2 separate regions of the Homo sapiens genome follow, and region 1 is linked to region 2. The links are chromatin loops, found by intact Hi-C in ENCODE. Cell type or tissue: PC-3. All regions are shown on one strand. Each heading gives the region's core, and the rest is flanking DNA. Links, peaks and the distances in the headings are about the cores only. Region 1 overlaps RXFP1 (relaxin family peptide receptor 1). Region 2 overlaps RXFP1 (relaxin family peptide receptor 1).

Region 1 (5,385 bases), core at 177-5,176, 48 kb after region 2:
TCTAATAGGATTAGAATCTCACCTAGATGCAAGCCAATAAAGTCTGAGTCAGGAATTCCAACAAGGCTGGAGCCCAAATTTCAGGAGGAAGTGATAGTGACGAGGGGGAATGGTAGTGATGGAGAAGGAGTTCCAGGAATCGGGGAAGGTATAAAAAACCAGAATGGGACTTCTGGATTGAAGATGGAGTTTGAAAGTGTTGAAGTGAGTGAGAAAGTATTGAGCTGAGTTAGAAAACTCACATGGTGAAGCTCTTGGGTAAGGATGGAAATGAAGGCAAATGAGCTATCTTTATTCTTGCACCCTACCTTTCCCCCAGAGAGTCTCAGTGGTGGCACTGCCATGCTTCCAGCTGGTCAAGCCAATTCAGAACATTCTGTCCATTTCCATTCTACCCCTAAATTACATGTCAAATATGTTCACTTCTCTCCTCTCCACTGGCGCCATTCTAGACTAAGCCTCATTTGTCTATTACCTGGAGCACTGCAAAGTTTCCTAATCAGCAGCCCAGCTTTCCCTCCTACCCTCCCCTCAAGTCTCCTACCCAATGGCACTCCATCCCAGTAGCCAGAATTATATGACCAAAACATACCTGTTTCCTAATTGGCCCCTTGGCTTCAAATTCTTCATTGATTCCCCTTTGCATTTTAAATAAAACCCAAACTTCTTCCCTTTGCCCAAGGATACTTCTCTACCTCATCAACCTCAGCTCATGTCACTTGTCCCTGCTCACTGGGCTCCATCACCACAACCCTCCCAGAGTTCCGTAATCCTCAGCCTGAAGCCTCTTCCTCACCACTTTAACTACCACCACCACTTCCCCACTCCTACCTCCCCTACTCTCATGGGTGATTTCCTTTTCTTCCTCCAGATCTCAGCTTAAATGACACCATTTTACAGCGGCCTCCCTCTAACTACCCCTTGTACAAAGCACCAGCACACAGTTATTTTCCATTACATCACCTGTTTTCTTTCTTTTTGGACCTCTCCATAAATTGTAAATATTTATTAACTTGTTCAATGTATCCTCCCTGGGAGATGGTAACCTCCCCTAGGGCAGGAACTCTGTTTCATTCAATGATGCATGCATAAAATCTTGCACAGGGCCTTACACTTAGCAACTATCCAATATAGAAATGATCACATGGCACCTGCTTTCCTGTTATCCTCTATGTCTTCTTGTTTCTCCAATACTAATACAGGAGTTATTAAGAAATTATTTTAGGCAGTTAGGGTAAAAGAGGCTGGGCGCGGTGGCTCACACTTGTAATCCCAGCACTTTGGGAGGCCGAGATGGGCGGATCACCTGAGGTCAGGAGTTCAAGACCAGCCTGACCAACATGGTAAAACCTCGTCTCTACTGAAAATATAAAATTAGGCGTGGTGGTGCATGCCTGTAATCTCAGCTACTCAGGAGGCTGAGGCAGAAGAATCACTTGAACCTGGGAGGCGGAGGTTGCAGTGAGCCAAGATTGTGCCGTGGCACTCCAGCCTGGGCGACAAGAGTGAAACTCTGTCTCAAAAAGAAAAAAGAAAAAAAAATAAGAAATGGTAAAACAGTCCTCGGTGGAATTTTCCTTTAATAAAAAGCAGCCCCAAACCATTTCTTTTCTAACAGAAGCAGCCTGAAAAGTCAAGCTGCAAGCACAGATATGCAAGCTGGAAGCTTTCGTATGTAAATGTCAGCAGCTGTACCTGGAAGCCAGATACATTCAATGTGGCGATTCCCGCTCCCTTTTCCTTATCACCATGTGTGTGGGTATCACAGCACTGGCCAGGTAAAGCCATGTGTGCAGGTGTCAGGGTGACAGCCAGGTAGAAGCCACATTTGCATAATAAAAGATTAGGGTGGGAGGGCCAGTCTTTTAGGTCTTTTTGCAGGCTATGTAAATGACACACCTGGTGAAACCAATCCCCTGGGCTCTATGTAAATCAATCACCGCCTCCTCAAGCCTCTGTACAAAATCAATCGTGTTCTGCCCCAAAACCCGGAAACCCTCTCTTGGGCCACCGGCTTTCTCATCATGAGGAAACTTTTTCTCTCTTCTTTTTTGTCTATTAAACTTTCCTCTCCTTAACCTACTCCACGTGTGTGCCCGTGTACTTAATCATCTCAGGGTGAGACAATGAACCACAGGTTTTCCACAGACAATGAAGTCGTTTCAATACCAGACCAGCCTTGATTCTGAGCCCATAGTAAGAATACAACAAATTCCTGTTTTTAAAATTATTGGCTGAAAATTGTTTGTAGAAGACGGTAATTGGATTGAACTGTGAAGTATGGGCAGACGTTTCATAGAAGAGAGGAATGGAGAGGCACTCCGGGTGGGAAACAGCATGAACAAAGGCAAAGAGGAAAATGTTGGCATCTTCTGGAATCATGGAAAGAACGTCCTAAGAGGTGAAGGTTCCTAGAAAATAACTGGCATCAGGGTTGTATGTAGAAACCATGATGAGAAAGACAAATGATTATAAAATATCAGGGAGAAACTGCTCTTTGCCACGCCTTTGTATTAACCACCTTCAAACTTTGTGTCTTCTCCCCTTTTCCTCAGTTTCTCATGGGGGTGGACAGGATGTCAAGTGCTCCCTTGGCTATTTCCCCTGTGGGAACATCACAAAGTGCTTGCCTCAGCTCCTGCACTGTAACGGTGTGGACGACTGCGGGAATCAGGCCGATGAGGACAACTGTGGTGAGTGAAGCCCCTGCAGTCACGGTGAGAGAAAGGAGCAGAAAGGACTGAAGGTGAAGTCGCTGAGACTTCTCTCAACAAAAAGACAAAACTAAATTGAAATACAAAACATATGTTGCTTAAGGAAATCTTACACTTATTTCAGTAGCTTAAAATATCCACTCTTTTCTTTTCTTGTTTTTGTTTTTTTTTGAGACGGAGTCTCGCTCTGTTGCCAGTCTGGAGTGCAGTGGCGTGATCTCGGCTCACTGCAACCTCTGCCTCCTGGGTTCAAGTGATTCTCCTGCCTCAGCCTCCCGAGTAGCTGGGACTACAGGTGCCCACCATCACGCCCGGCTAATTTTTTGTATTTTTAGTAAAGACAGGGTTTCACCGTGTTAGCCAGGATGGTCTCAATCTCCTAACCTCGTGATCCACCCACCTCTTCCTCCCATAGTGCCGGGATTACAGGCATGAGCCACCGTGCCCACCCTTAATATCCACTCGTTTCCATGTAATGGTATCACAGCCAATATTCCAGGCGAGTGGTGGTTGCTCACAGAGTAAGTTTTAACCAAGATTGTCCAACCCGCAGCCTGCAGGCTGCATGCGGCCCGGGATGGCTTTGAACGCAGCCCAACACAAATTCATAAGGATTTTGAAAGCATTAGATTTTTTTTGTGATTTTTTTTTTAAGCTCATCAGCTATCATTAATGTAAGTGTATTTTATGTGTGGCCCAAGACAACTCTTCTTCCAATGTGGTCCAGGGAAGCCCAAAGACTGGACACCCTTGTTTTAACCCAACAAACCTGCCCAAGTAAGGTGTTAGAGGCAGAATACGGTTGAAATTGAGAATACGGGCTCTGGAGCCAGACTGCCCAAGTTTGAACCTGGGTATGACGATAAGCAATTATGTAAGCTTGAGAACATTTCCTAGCCTCTCTGTACCTCAGTTTCCTCATTTCATAAAAGGGCATGGTAATTGTGCCTATACTCTAAGAATTCAGGAAGATTAAGGGTACAGAATTAGAAGAGTACTGGACATCTAGGAGGTGCTGTCCAGGTGTTGGATGCTGTTGCCCTTTCTTATCTTTTGGGACGAAAAGTGAGTTCTTCTAAAAGAGACAAAACAAACAATATGTAAATACAACTTACTTCCTACTTAACCAACAACCATACCTCTGGATTTATAAAGCCAGTAAGTAGGGCTTCTGGCCAATTTGAATATGGGAAAATAGCTTTCAGTTAGAATTTTGTTCAAACTTCTGAAGCCTTGAAAATACAAAGTTAGAACCTGAATTGTTTGGATCTGAGTCACTGGGAAAATAAACTTCGGTTAATAATGTAAAGTAGTAAGATTTCTCACCTGTCAAGAAATAAGGTACTATTTTGGGAGGACTAAAAGATGCATAACAATGCTATTATGCAAAGTGTCACATAAATAATATATGCTAATGAGGCCTTGCTGTGATCACTCCCCCAAGTATTTCAGGCTTTTTAAGAAACCACCTTGAAGGAATTAAGTTTCCGTTAACATAAAATAAGATGAACACCTGGCTTGAAAATCCTCCTACTTGAAAAAAATCAGCTAGGTCACACAAGCAGACCTTAACTGAGCTAATTTCTTGAATGTAACTGAAACTTAGGTTGTTTCTTGTAAATGCCTCTGATAATCACAAACAAAACTTAAATTGTCTTTCTAAAGTGGTATAAGGTAAATCACTTTTAACCAGTCCGCTATCACCTGGAAACCCCGTTGTAATAACCAGTCATGGAAAAGGTTGAAGAAATTCCTCATTTTCACTTTATGAGCAATCCTATAATACATGCCTCTGAGCTTTCTTACTGCCTGGGCTGAAATCTCCCTGATATCGAGCTGTACTTTCTCTTACTGTATGATAATAAACTTTTAAATTTTTATAACTTGATCTGATTTTATTTTTGCCACTTCTTAGTTTGAAACACTATTTCTATGTGATGGCAGTAACTCAAGTATAACCACACTATCTAAACTAGTGAGCTTAAGCTGCAATTGTATTTGATTTGGATGGCTATAAATACGTTTTCATTTATTTAAAAAAAACAACGTCTTGTTAAAATAAATTAATATTACATAATTTTTTAATTAGATGAAACAGTGTTTTGCCCACTGCTAGTCAGTTCCCCGTCGACCTGCTGGCAGTTCAAATAGAGAGTTCTAGACAGAGCAACAGGAAAACTTCACTCCAATTAAAATGGCAGCTGGAAGCAGGAAAGGAACGTGGTGGGAGTAGCAAATTTACCAGCAAATGTAGCTTCTCAGTGGAAAAAAAGCTTGGGAACTCTAGCTTTAGTGCTAAGTTTAAAGAGGCCAAGTAGCAAAAGTAGCAATCCTTACAGTAATAATCCTTAAAATCATGCAAGTTTCTCAGGATTCACCAAAAAGCACATTTAGACAGAGGCAATAGGGCATTGGGGTTTCAGAGAGAAGTTTAGAAATCAGAGTTAAACTCTAGCTATAAAGGGAGGCAAAAAATGGCTTGTTTTCTTTTCTATAAAACAGGAATAATAAGAGTATCCATGTTCATGGGTTGTTAACAGGATTCCATGAGATAATGTATCCGAGATGCTTAGCAGAGTACAGGTGCTTTGGACTGAATGCTTGTGTCCCCCATAAAGTTTATATGTTGAAGCCCTATCCCCCAGTGTGATAGGATTTGGAGATGGGATTT
Region 2 (5,385 bases), core at 70-5,069:
AAGCGAGACTGATGTGCCGTGTAAACCTAGGCTTCATAATAACCAATTCATATAATTGATATTTTAAGCAACATTATAATATTTAAAGAGTAGTAATTCTTAAACTGTATTCAAGGAATATATTCATTGAAAACTCCTAGGAAAGTTCTCACATTTGTGCCAGTTTCTGTATAGTTGTAATGCTCTGTCGCCCTTATTCTTTGTCATTTGCTATCATAGGTGTGCTTCTGGGCAGGGAGATGCATTCATAAAACTCTTTTTATTTAGCAAGGTTTATCACTGTTCCTTGAAAGAAAAACAAGGGAAAGCACAAAGCAATGAAAAACATAGGCACAAAAGAAGCTCCAAATGGGCATGTTATTTTTACTATAATGACAAATTTTGTTTTCTCTGTGTGTGCTATGGTTTATTTTTCAGAAAATCTTTTTTAAATTCAAGGGAAACAGTTGTTGTGTGTTAAGCTCCATTTGAATTATAGTATGTAGACAGAAATAAAGTGTTTTTGTTTCTTAGGTAATAAATGATGAAAAAGTCAAAGCCAAACCAAGAACAAAACTTTCTGGGTATCTTTAATACTTTATGATTCCGGGAATGTGGGCTTTTACTAATTTAGAAATTAACAAGCCTTTTTATAGTCCTGTGTCTCTTAAAAGTTTGCATAAGTTTTGTTAACTCTGAGCTCTTCTATTAAGGAATGTCTCAGGGTAACTTTCAATCCTGACTCTCCCAATTGTAATATGTCAAAGTGATTATATCTTCCTTTTCCTCCTTCTTTCCTCCTTCCCTCTGCTCCATCGCATCTAAAGTTAAAGGACAGCATCAAAACCACAGAAACTATTCAGAATCCTGGGGAAATATTCTAGTCCTAGCCTTCTCCATCTCTAATCTTGATTACTGACAGTCCTATTTTTTAACTGAAGGGAAAACAATAAATTGCAAACCACCATAAAAAATGTAATGTTTCTAATTATAATTGCATGTTTAAACTACCAGAGCTTTTGACATTTGTGGCCAACAGCTTCAAAAATTAATGCCATATTTTACCATCCCTATTCCATTTCAATGAAATGAATAGATTAAATAAGCCAGAGGAATATTTCCAAAATAGTCTTTCTAGTATGAAGAATTTAAGGGTATATAAAAGGTGTTTAGGGCAGGTTGGGAAGCAACTTTGGCCACTGTGTTACCAGTCATTTCAGGTTAGGAAAAAAATTCCATGTTTACCTGTACCCTTTTGTTAATAAATTATTTTCATGAGCAGAAAATAATAATGATGGTGGTGATGATGATGCCAAAACCCTCTGTCTCTTTAAATTTAACTTCTCTTTTGATTCAAAAGAAAATTTGGGAGTGTAGTGTAAGTTGAGAGCTCCAAGTTCTCATCCTTCCACGCCTTCCCCAGGAAATGAGGGCATAAACATTTGCAGCAAAGTTTGGCAAGGCAATTCCTCGCTACATGGTATTAACTGCATGTTAGGGTGGGGGAACACTTGTCAGGGACGCCCTGAAATAGCACCCACAGCCGTGGCTCACCTTGAGTTTAGCCCCTCACCCAGGCCCCACCTAAGTGAGAATTTCCTGGGCACATAGCAATGGAAATCAACAGCCACACATAAGGACAAATTCTTAAACCTCTGTAAATGCCCCATGGTTGTTGTTTCTTTGTGTGTTTTCTTTGTTTTGTTTTGTTTTTATATCCACTTTCCTGTAACGGGAAAGGCGATGTGATATCATGGAAGACACCTAACCTAAGACGCTTAGCTGCACTACCATGTACCGGTTCTGTGGTTTTCAGCAAATGATTTACCTCTTCTGAGCATGTGAAATGGCAATCAAATCCTTTACCCTGTCTACCTTTCAGAAACCCTGTGTTCCATTCTTTATTACAAAAATTACTTCCTGAATCTTCACAACAACTCTATTATGTGGATACAATTAAGCACACGAGGTAGGACATTCAGTGCCTTGTCACAAGACTCCAGCTAATAAATGCCAAGATTGGAATGCTTTCAGAGCCCGTGCTCTCTCCCCTAGACCATGATAATTCTCAGTAGCCATAATGTGTATAAATGGGCTTTGAAAACTATAAAGCCCGTTACAGACGTAAGCAACTATTAGTCATCCTTTCAACCAAAAATACCTATGCATGCCAGAGCAGTGACCATGCTTTATTCACCTACCTTGTTAAAGTAAGCATGGTCCCTGCTCTAAAGGGATAGGATGGAGAAGACGGCACGTTGATCTAGAATTCAATTCAATAAGACAAGTGCAAAAATTGAGGTCCACACAAACAGAGGTGACATTAAGACTTAGAAAAGATTTCCTTTTAGCCTTGAGAATTTTTCATTCTTTAAAAATCCTTCTGTCCATAGTCTAATTAATTGTATTGTGCCAATGTTAATTTTTTAGTTTTGTAATGTACTAAATTTATGTAAGATTAAGGAAAGCTGGGTGAAAGGTGTATGGGACCTCTCTATACTATTTTTTCAACTTCTTGTAAGTATATATTTCAAAATCCGTGGTTAAAAAACAATCCCCAGGACAACTTGTATTATAAGTTCTTATCAGAAAATGCTGTATTATTTCTTAAATGATATCACTAAGCAAAACAATTCTTTTAATGTTTTAGATAGGCAGGAAACAAGTGAAGATATAGGAAATAGAAGGAGTTCAAACATAAGCTTGATCCACTTTAGTATTTTGCCAAGGACCGGCCCAGCTTAGTAAGGTCTTCTCTTTCAGACTCCTAGAGACACTTACCAGGCTACCTGGCCTTTGCTTTGGATCCCAGCACTGGCATAACTTGTAACAGATTTTTTCTGTAACTATGAAGAAGAGAAAAGGAAGAGACAATTCCAGAACAGACCATTAGCTTGGTTAGTACGTGGAAAAAGAGAATGTTCGCATATTTATCCAATTCCAAAAGATGGGAGAATAAACATACCAATATGCAGACCACAGAGGTATACTGTGTCCCACCTTATACTTTGGCGGGGGGGGGTTGGGTTTTTTTTTTAATTTGTATAAATTTATGGGGCATGAGTGCAATTTGGTACATGCCTAGATTGCATCGTGGTCAAGTCAGGACTTTTAGGGTAACATGCGTGGTACCAATTAAATAACTTCTCACCACCTTATATTGTGGAGGCTGCTGACAATTTTGTGTTGTTTTTACTACATATTTTGAATCATATTTTTAAGTTTCAAATGGAAGGAAAATTAATGAATCTGTGCAAATGCACCCTGATCTACATAAAGGGAAATTATTATGTTTATGAACTAAATAGTCTTTCAAGTACAATTTCACACATTAGTACAAACTTGTTAAACTAAAATGCCTGGAGTTGAGTATTCTAGTTAGGTTTAACTTTCTGTCTGAAAAACTGTAAGCATTTAGACCATTTGATTTCAATCCTTATATTTATGGGTGTAGTTGTTTTTCTATTTCCCATTTATTGAGAGGTCTCCATGGATGAGGAACAATGTAAGTGCTTTACAAACATGATCTTATTTTATTCCTATAATAACCCTATGAGATATTCTTGCTTTACAAAATAGGAAACAGAGAATGAGAAATATTTGGTAGCATTCCTGGCACCACTTCTTAGTAATGTTACAAAGGAGATTTGAATCCAAGTCTATCTCCTTAAAAAGCCTATGCTATTAAACATGATTCAATTCTAACACTTTCTTAAATTATAATATAGAATTTAAAGTGACCTTAACAGACCCCTGACCTAGCTCACTGGCCTTCAAGCAAGTTAGATCTTTCTCTATTTTAGATATTAATCCATAAAGAAATATTAGCCAGCCCAAGGTCTCAGAGCTGGTAAATCCAGGGCTTCCACCACCTACGGTGAGGGCCTCCCCATCCAAGGCAAGTTTAACAAATCCATGCTAGGCGTTTATATATCTCCTCTAATGAGCTGGTGCTATCTGCTTTGTATACATTCCTCAGTGTACACCAACAACTGATGAATTAGTATATGTAAATAATTTGAATATATAGAAAGCACTTTTGTTTGCAGCACATGAAACTTAGCTATACATACAGCAAGTGCCAATAAATATTGACTTAATTCCTACATTAGTTTACCTCTCCCTCCTCCTGGATATTTTATTAGCCCCACAACCCCAACAGCTCTATTTCCTGCCTATGTGTAGTGATCCCATACTCTTTCATCTTTTTAAATTCTACAGCTTCATCTATTTCTGTGATCAGAGCAACAAGGACCCAACACTAAACCAAAAGCTCTTTCCTTCTTTGGAGATAAGCAGGGGCAAGTTGTGAATATTTCAAATTTAGGTTTTGTTCTCTATCACAACAAAAATAAATGTCAAATGGAAAAAGGACAGTGTAAAGTGAGATATCATGTTGTTCATGTTAGAACTTGGTATTTTCCTACTAAATAACTGTATTTTATAGCAACCTGGATATTATTAGATTTGTTGTTAAATAGATTCATTTTATAATTATTTCAATACTACCTAAATTAACTGGGTCTCCTTATTTCTTCAATATTTTATGATAATGAATATGCCTTTTGGAAATCAATGTTTTCAAAAAATTTCTGAGAGTTAATCTTTGGGAACGGTACTCTTGGGACTTTTCACCAGCTGGTCTAGGCCACCTGGAGCCCTTGCCTCTGGCCATTGTGCCAGCAACTCTCTCCACCTCTCTCTCCCCATCATTCTTCCTCAACTCCTCCTCCCATGTTGCTCCAGGAACTCAAGTTCTCATTGAGTTCCTATGCAGATGGACACAGCTCTGTCTCCTTAGCTCCTGTTTCCAAATGCAGTCCTAGGTCTACATTTAGACAGGGTGCTCAGTTGAACCAAAATGTTACCCACATGATTAGCTACAAATGAAACAGCAGATAATCTGATACATTCTTTAATAGTAAGATTCACACTTAAAAAAACAAAAAGCTGTTGAGATTTTAAATAATTTTTTTGTTAGAGGATTGAGTATCCACTTGAACTAAGAGGCCATATAATTATATGAGTTATTCCATTGATTAAAACATATAGTTGGCCAGGCATGGTGGCTCACGCCTGTAATCCCAGCACTTTGGGAGGCCGAGGCAGGAGGATCATTTGAGGTCAGGAGTTCAAGACCAGCCTGGCCAACATGGCGAAACCCCGTCTCTACTAAAAATACAGAAGTTAGCCGGGCGTGGTGGTGGGCGTCTGTAATCCCAGCTACTCAGGTGGCTGAGGCTGGAGAATCGCTTGAACCCAGGAGGCAAAGGTTGCAATCAGCCAAGATCATGCCACTGCACTCCAGACTAGGTGACAAGAGTGAGACTCCATCTCCCCCGCTCCAAAAAAAAAAAAATATATATATATATGTATATATATACTGTTGCCTCCTACTAATCTTTT

The links. A loop is a pair of places that touch in the nucleus more often than their neighbours do. Peaks named below come from ENCODE experiments on the same cell type or tissue, not always from the same donor. Only the 100,000 strongest peaks of a DNase experiment are listed, where the experiment ranks them.
Region 1: a loop joins it to region 2, with 2.8 times the contacts of the local background. A loop is called at or near these places in 1 of 110 quality-filtered maps.

What each region holds. Positions count from the first base shown.
Region 1 is chr4:158,570,143-158,575,527 of GRCh38, forward strand. It overlaps RXFP1 (relaxin family peptide receptor 1), which reads left to right. Exons shown (of 18, transcript NM_021634.4): 2 at 2,556-2,693. Among named protein-coding and RNA genes, the nearest start is that of RXFP1-AS1, 8.2 kb to the left of the region's middle. In PC-3, for the core only: no CTCF peak of the experiment used is centred there; no DNase peak of the experiment used is centred there.
Region 2 is chr4:158,522,228-158,527,612 of GRCh38, forward strand. The region is part of intron 1 of RXFP1 (relaxin family peptide receptor 1); the gene reads left to right. The region is part of intron 3 of RXFP1-AS1 (RXFP1 antisense RNA 1); the gene reads right to left. Among named protein-coding and RNA genes, the nearest start is that of RXFP1, 3.0 kb to the left of the region's middle. In PC-3, for the core only: no CTCF peak of the experiment used is centred there; a DNase peak (open chromatin) is centred at 2,104; H3K27ac peaks cover 1,842 bases.